2 separate regions of the Homo sapiens genome follow, and region 1 is linked to region 2. The links are chromatin loops, found by intact Hi-C in ENCODE. Cell type or tissue: heart right ventricle. All regions are shown on one strand. Each heading gives the region's core, and the rest is flanking DNA. Links, peaks and the distances in the headings are about the cores only. Region 1 holds the start of LOC124901313 (a long non-coding RNA gene). Region 2 overlaps MDGA1 (MAM domain containing glycosylphosphatidylinositol anchor 1).

Region 1 (2,909 bases), core at 283-2,782, 110 kb after region 2:
ATGTCCATAAATGTGCACACACACGAACACACATGCGCACATGTACACACACGCACAGGCACACACATGAATGTACACACACGCACACACACGAATACACATGCACACACATACAGGCACCCACACACGAACGCCCCATGGTTCCTGCACCTTACCTACCAGTAGCTGAATGGCACTGCCCAGTGAGGAAACATTGAAAATCACTTCCAGGTTGGGAAAGCGGCTCCTCAGTGGGGCGGGCAGCCTTCATGTGCCTGGTGGAGCCCAGGTGGGGCTGGAAGTTGTCAGGGAAGGAACACAGCCCTTGTTCAGCCCCTTCTCCAGCCTCAGCCTGGCCCAGCCCCAGCCTGGCCCAGCCCTGCTCCCCGCTTTTCTGATCCCCACACATGCTCCTCCTTTGCAGAGCTGAGACCCAGAAAACAGACAAAGAAGAAGGAGTGTGGTCACTATCCCCAACAGGCCCAAGTCTAGGCCACCTTCCTTCTCCTACATCCCACCCATGTGTGGAATATTCCTTCCCATTCTCACCCTCTGAGGCCCTGAGTGACACAATGGCCCCCACAGGGACAGGGCTAAGCCCCAGGAGCCCTGGAAGCTGTGCTCTGGTCATTCCATCCCTACCCCTTCTCTGTCCTTGTATCTGCAGCCCTGTCCCCAAAACCTCACTCCTGCACCAAATTTGTGTCCAGCCTTTCTTATAAGCCCAGCCACTCCCCAGAAGCAAGGGGCAAGTTTATCTTCATTTCTTTTGAACTCTAAGTACAATAGATCCTATTCTAGAGCTAAAATTGTATTACTCATCAGATCCAACCCTCCCAGAATGTTTTGTAAATATGACAACAGAAGCACAGAGGGGGAAAGTCGCTTTTTCAGGTCCCATGGTGAGTTAGTGGCAGAGCCTGAACAAAGTCCTGACTGCTATTCTATTTTATTCTGTCACCACAAGCACATCTGTTATTAGATAGGCCAGAGACACCCATCCTGCCTGTGGCAAGGCCTTGACACAGCCTTTCCAGATGTCCCTTCTCCTGAACGGAAGCAAGGCAGGTGAGAGTGTGGGCCCTGGGGAGCTGTCCTCTGTCTGGCTAACGGTGCTTTTCAGTGGCTGGTGGAAAACTGAGGGAAGAAAAGAGATTATTATAAAGTGCCTGTCATATGTTGGCACTGTGCACCTACCAAGATATTAAAATGGAGGTTTCAAAGTCATCGACATACAATAGAGGTGAAATTTCAAAGTCAGATCTTATACACAGAATTTACCAGGGAAATGTTCAAGAACGAGGTGCATAACTCAGAGCACCCTCAGCCAAGCCAAAGAAATATAAAGAGGGTGGATAGTGGAAAAGAGGACTGGTGAAAAGATTACTCTAGAGAGAGCCCTTGCTATGCCGTGGATCCCATCTCACACCCACCAACATGCCTGTAATAAAAAAGACACATCGTAACAAGCGTTGATGAGGAAGCGGAAGAATTGGAACCCTCATATGCGGCAGAAGAAAACTATCTGGCAGTTCCTCAGAAAGTTAGTTACCCAGGAACTCTACTTCTGGGTAAATACCCAAGAGAAATGAAAACATGTGTCCACACAAAAACTTGTACATGAGTGTTCACAGCAGCATGAAGTCACAGTATTCTAAAAGTGGAAACAACCCAAAAGTCCATCACTATAACAAAATACGATCTATTCGTACGATGGATCATTCAGCCACAAAAAGGAATGATTACTGATACATGCTACAACATGGATGAACCTTGAAAACACCATGCATCGAGAATTAAACATTAAGTGAAAGAAGCCAGTAACAGGCCAGGCACCGTGGCTCAGGCCTATAATCCCAGCACTTTGGGGGGCCAAGGTGGGCGGATCACCTAAGGTCAGGAGTCAAGACCAGCCTGGCCAATATGGTGAAGCCCCATCTCTACAAAATAAATTTTTTTTTTAATTAGCTGAGCGTGGTGGTGCACACCTGTAATCCCAGCTACTGGGGAGGCTGAGGCAGGAGAATCGCTTGAACCCAGGAGGCAGAGGTTGCAGTGAGCCGAGATTGAGGCATTGCACTCCAGCCTGGGTGACAGAGTGAGACTCCCTCTCAAAAAAAAAAAGAAGCCAGTCACAAACGTCAACACATTGTTTGATTCTGTTTCTTTTTTCTCTTTCCTTTTTTTTTTTTTTTTTTTTTTTTGAGACAAAGTTTCGCTCTTGTTGTCCAGGCTGGAATGCAATGGCGTGATCTCGGCTCACCGCAACCTCCGCCTCCTGGGTTCAAGCGATTCTCCTGCCTCAGCCTCCTGAGTAGCTGGGATTACAGGCAGGCGCCACCATACCTAGCAAATTTTGTATTTTTAGTAGAGACGGAGTTTCTCCATGTTGGTCATGCTGGTCTCGAACTCCTGAACTCAGGTGATCTGCCCGCCCGCCTCGGCCTCCCAAAGTGCTGGGATTACAGGCGTGAGCCACCAATTCTGTTTTTATGAAAAGTCCAGAGAAGGCAAATCTCTAAAGACAGAAAGTAGCTGAATGAATTGCCTAGGGCCAGGGAGTGGTGGGGGATGGGGGGATGGGGAGGGACTGCTAATGTGTATAGAGTTTCTTTTTGGGGTGATGAAAATGTTCTAAAACTGATTGTAGTAATGGTCGCATGACTCTTCGAATACACTAAAACAACACTGAATTGCGCATTTTAAAATGGCAGATTTTATGGTGTGTGAATTATATCTCAATAAAGCTGGGGTTTTTTTTGTTTTTTGTTTGTTTGTTTGTTTTTTTAAGTGACTGCAGAATCATCACTTATGCGGGAGAGAGTAGAAAAGTCTTCGGCCTGCTGATGTTTTCAGTTAGGTCAAGGAAAGATAATCCCCACTGAATAAATTTAAAAGAGACTGTGGGACACATTTTTTTTTCAAAATTG
Region 2 (2,909 bases), core at 144-2,643:
CTGAGGTCAGGAGTTTGAGACCAGCCTGGGCAACATGGTGAAACCCCGTCTCTACTAAAAATAAAAAAATTAGCCAGGTGTGGTGGCGGACACCTGTAATCCCAGCTACTCGGGAGGCTGAGGCAGGAGAATCGCTTGAATCAGGGAGGCCGAGGTTGTAGTGAGCCGAGATCACGCCACTGCACTCCAGCCTGAGCAACGAGAGTGAAACTCCATCTCAAAAAAAAAAAGCCCAGGTTGCACAACATACCCATTAAATCAGAATGTCTAGGGGGTGGAAACCAGTCATCTGCATTAAAAAAAAAAGTCCCTACGTGATTCCAGTGTGCAGCAAAGGTTGGGAACCCTGCCTTTTGACATTTTGCCTCAAGGTCACCAAAAGGCTGATGGGGCTCAGCCATCATGAGACATTCCAGGAAGGAAGACAGCAGGAACCTTTAAAAGGCAGGCCTGTCGGCTGAGTCTGCTGTCTTTAAGGAGCTTTCCCAGAAACACCCTGCAGTGACTTCTGCTTACATCTTACTGGCCATTCTTAGCTTCAAGGCAGGCTGAGAAATAGGGTTTTTTAGATGGGCACATTCCCATCTGAGAAAATATCTGTATTCTGTTAGAAAGAAAGGGAGAGTGGGTATTGGGTGGGTGATGAGCAGTCTTTGCCACAAATACCCGTTTTAGGGGCAGTTGGTGTTTCTTGAATGAAAGGGGATTTAGATGAATGTGAATGACTGCTCTCCTCCTCACTCACCCCACTCTGCCAGCCTATCCTCACCTCGCCCCACTCTGCCAGCCTAGCTCAGGTGGGGTGGGGGTGGGGGTCCTGGCTGCTCTGAAGATGCCCAGAAGAGACCTGAGGAAAGACAGCGACCTAGAGGAGGGGGATGACTTGCTTGGGTCACCCAGACATTCAAGTGACAGTCCCACCAGCTTCCCGTCTGCCAGCGCCCCCCGACACTGTCGGTTCACATGTCCCTGGGATTGTTGATGTCTACCGGTTGGTACCTCTCTCTGCTAGCAGGTGTCTCCTTTCAGCCCCGAAGGCAGAAGAGCTCTGTGGTTCCAGAAAAAGCAGCCTCCTGATTTCTGGGAACAGAGACGGATGGGCTGTGTGAGAGGCTCTGGTCCGGAGGTGATCTAACTCATCTTTCTGCCTCTCAGCAGGCCCACACCCACATGAGACCAAGCAGCCCCACTGCTGTTTGCTCAGTGCCTCTGGTCCTTCATTTTGGGAAGTTCTTCCTATTGACCTTGTTTCAACTTTCTGTAACAACTTATCAGAAAGAAAGATTCAGGAACGGAGACCTCTGAGTTGAACTTGAGTAACTCCTCGGCCCTGAGACGCTCCTGAAGTGATTTTTTTTTTTTTAATTTTTTGAGACAATGTCTCACTCTTTCTCCTAGGCTGGAGTGCAGTGGCACCATCTCAGCTTACTGCATTCTCCGTCTCCTGGGTTCAAGTGCCTCAGCTTTTGAGTAGCTGGGATTACAGGCATGTGCCACCACACCCGGTTAATTTTTTGTATTTTTGTAGAGACGAGATTTTGCCATGTTGCCCAGGCTGGCCTCAAATTCCTGGGCTCAAGCAATCTGCCCGCCTCGGCCTCCCAAAGTGCTCAGATTACAAGTATGAGCCACTGTCCCCAGCTGCCAAGTGATTCTTTAGAAACTCTTGATGAAGGCATTTCCCCCATCTCTGAGAGGGATACTGGGCAGATAGAGATGGGGAAATGAATTGAATTTCAGTGGCCTCATCTACTTGGGTTTGATTCCGGTGTTCCAGTAAAATGCAGGGGACCTTGAGGAGGCCAGGTTACCTTCTGGCAAGATACATAAAGCCCATAAGGCAAGCTGAAGTTCTGTGCCACGGCAAGACCTGAATTCACTTTTCTTTCTGGAATAAGACTACAGGGTAGACACAGAGAAGGCCATGAGGAGGGGCACGAGGGTATGGCAAGGAGTGAGCTCAGCTGCCAGCCAGTGGCCTTCAATGACCCAAAAACAAATCTTCCAGATTCATTGCAGGAAGAAACTGAGACCGCAGAAGGCAAGTGGCTTATCAAGGTCACACAGCAATTAGGTGCCGAGGCTGAAGTTAAAAGCCATGTCAAAGGACTTTCTACAGCTTTCTTTCTCATTCTCCTGTGTCACCTCCCAGGCTTAGGGGAATCCAGGACATGTCTGCATGGCGTTTATAAGCTCATTGTGTGCCCACATCTCTATAATCCTTCCCCTACCCCTGTGAACCTCATTTCTTATTCTCAGACCTCATTGCATCCAGACTACAGAATCTGGGGCTCATTCTGGGTCTAGAACTCTGGTTAGATGTTAGAGGCCCTTATTGGAAATGTCAGGGCTTCCCCCGCCCTTGTGGGTAGGAAGGTGAGCCTGCTTGGTAGTGTGAACTGGAGGTTGCTGCCAGTCTCCACCGGGTCCAACATCTTGTCACACTGCCTACAAGTTCCACTTTAGAGTTATTAACAAGCTAGCTGGCAGAAGCACTGCCACTGTTTCCAGAAGGTTACTCTGGGAATACCTGGCAGCCCTAAGCCTTCTCCCGATGGCACAGGTTGGTTGATCAGATGAGCTGGATCTTGAGCCATGAGATTCAGGCAAGGAAGTTTCCAGGGGAGTGGTGGGTGGAGGAAGAGGATGATGGTGGGGTATTTGATATGTGTGTAGAGGGGTCATTAGGCAATATGTGGACTCTGTGTTGTGGCCATGTGAGAAATTTCGTAGTGGACACCATGGACAGTCAAAACACACTTGGACTCATAGTCTTAGTTTGGGTTGCCCCAGAAGTAGACTCTGAGATAAGGAGCTGAATGCTGTAATTATTTGGGAGGTAAGTCCAGGAAACTCTGGTAGAGGAATGGGGAAGCGAGACAGGGAAGCAAAGGAAGCCAGTGAAAGAT

The links. A loop is a pair of places that touch in the nucleus more often than their neighbours do. Peaks named below come from ENCODE experiments on the same cell type or tissue, not always from the same donor. Only the 100,000 strongest peaks of a DNase experiment are listed, where the experiment ranks them.
Region 1: a loop joins it to region 2, with 2.1 times the contacts of the local background. A loop is called at or near these places in 48 of 110 quality-filtered maps.

The regions. Positions count from the first base shown.
Region 1 is chr6:37,573,534-37,576,442 of GRCh38, reverse strand. It overlaps LOC124901313 (a long non-coding RNA gene), which reads right to left and starts at 1,738. Exons shown (of 2, transcript XR_007059568.1): 1 at 1-1,738. In heart right ventricle, for the core only: no CTCF peak of the experiment used is centred there; no DNase peak of the experiment used is centred there.
Region 2 is chr6:37,683,754-37,686,662 of GRCh38, reverse strand. All of the region lies in intron 1 of MDGA1 (MAM domain containing glycosylphosphatidylinositol anchor 1), which reads left to right. Among named protein-coding and RNA genes, the nearest start is that of MDGA1, 13 kb to the left of the region's middle. In heart right ventricle, for the core only: no CTCF peak of the experiment used is centred there; no DNase peak of the experiment used is centred there.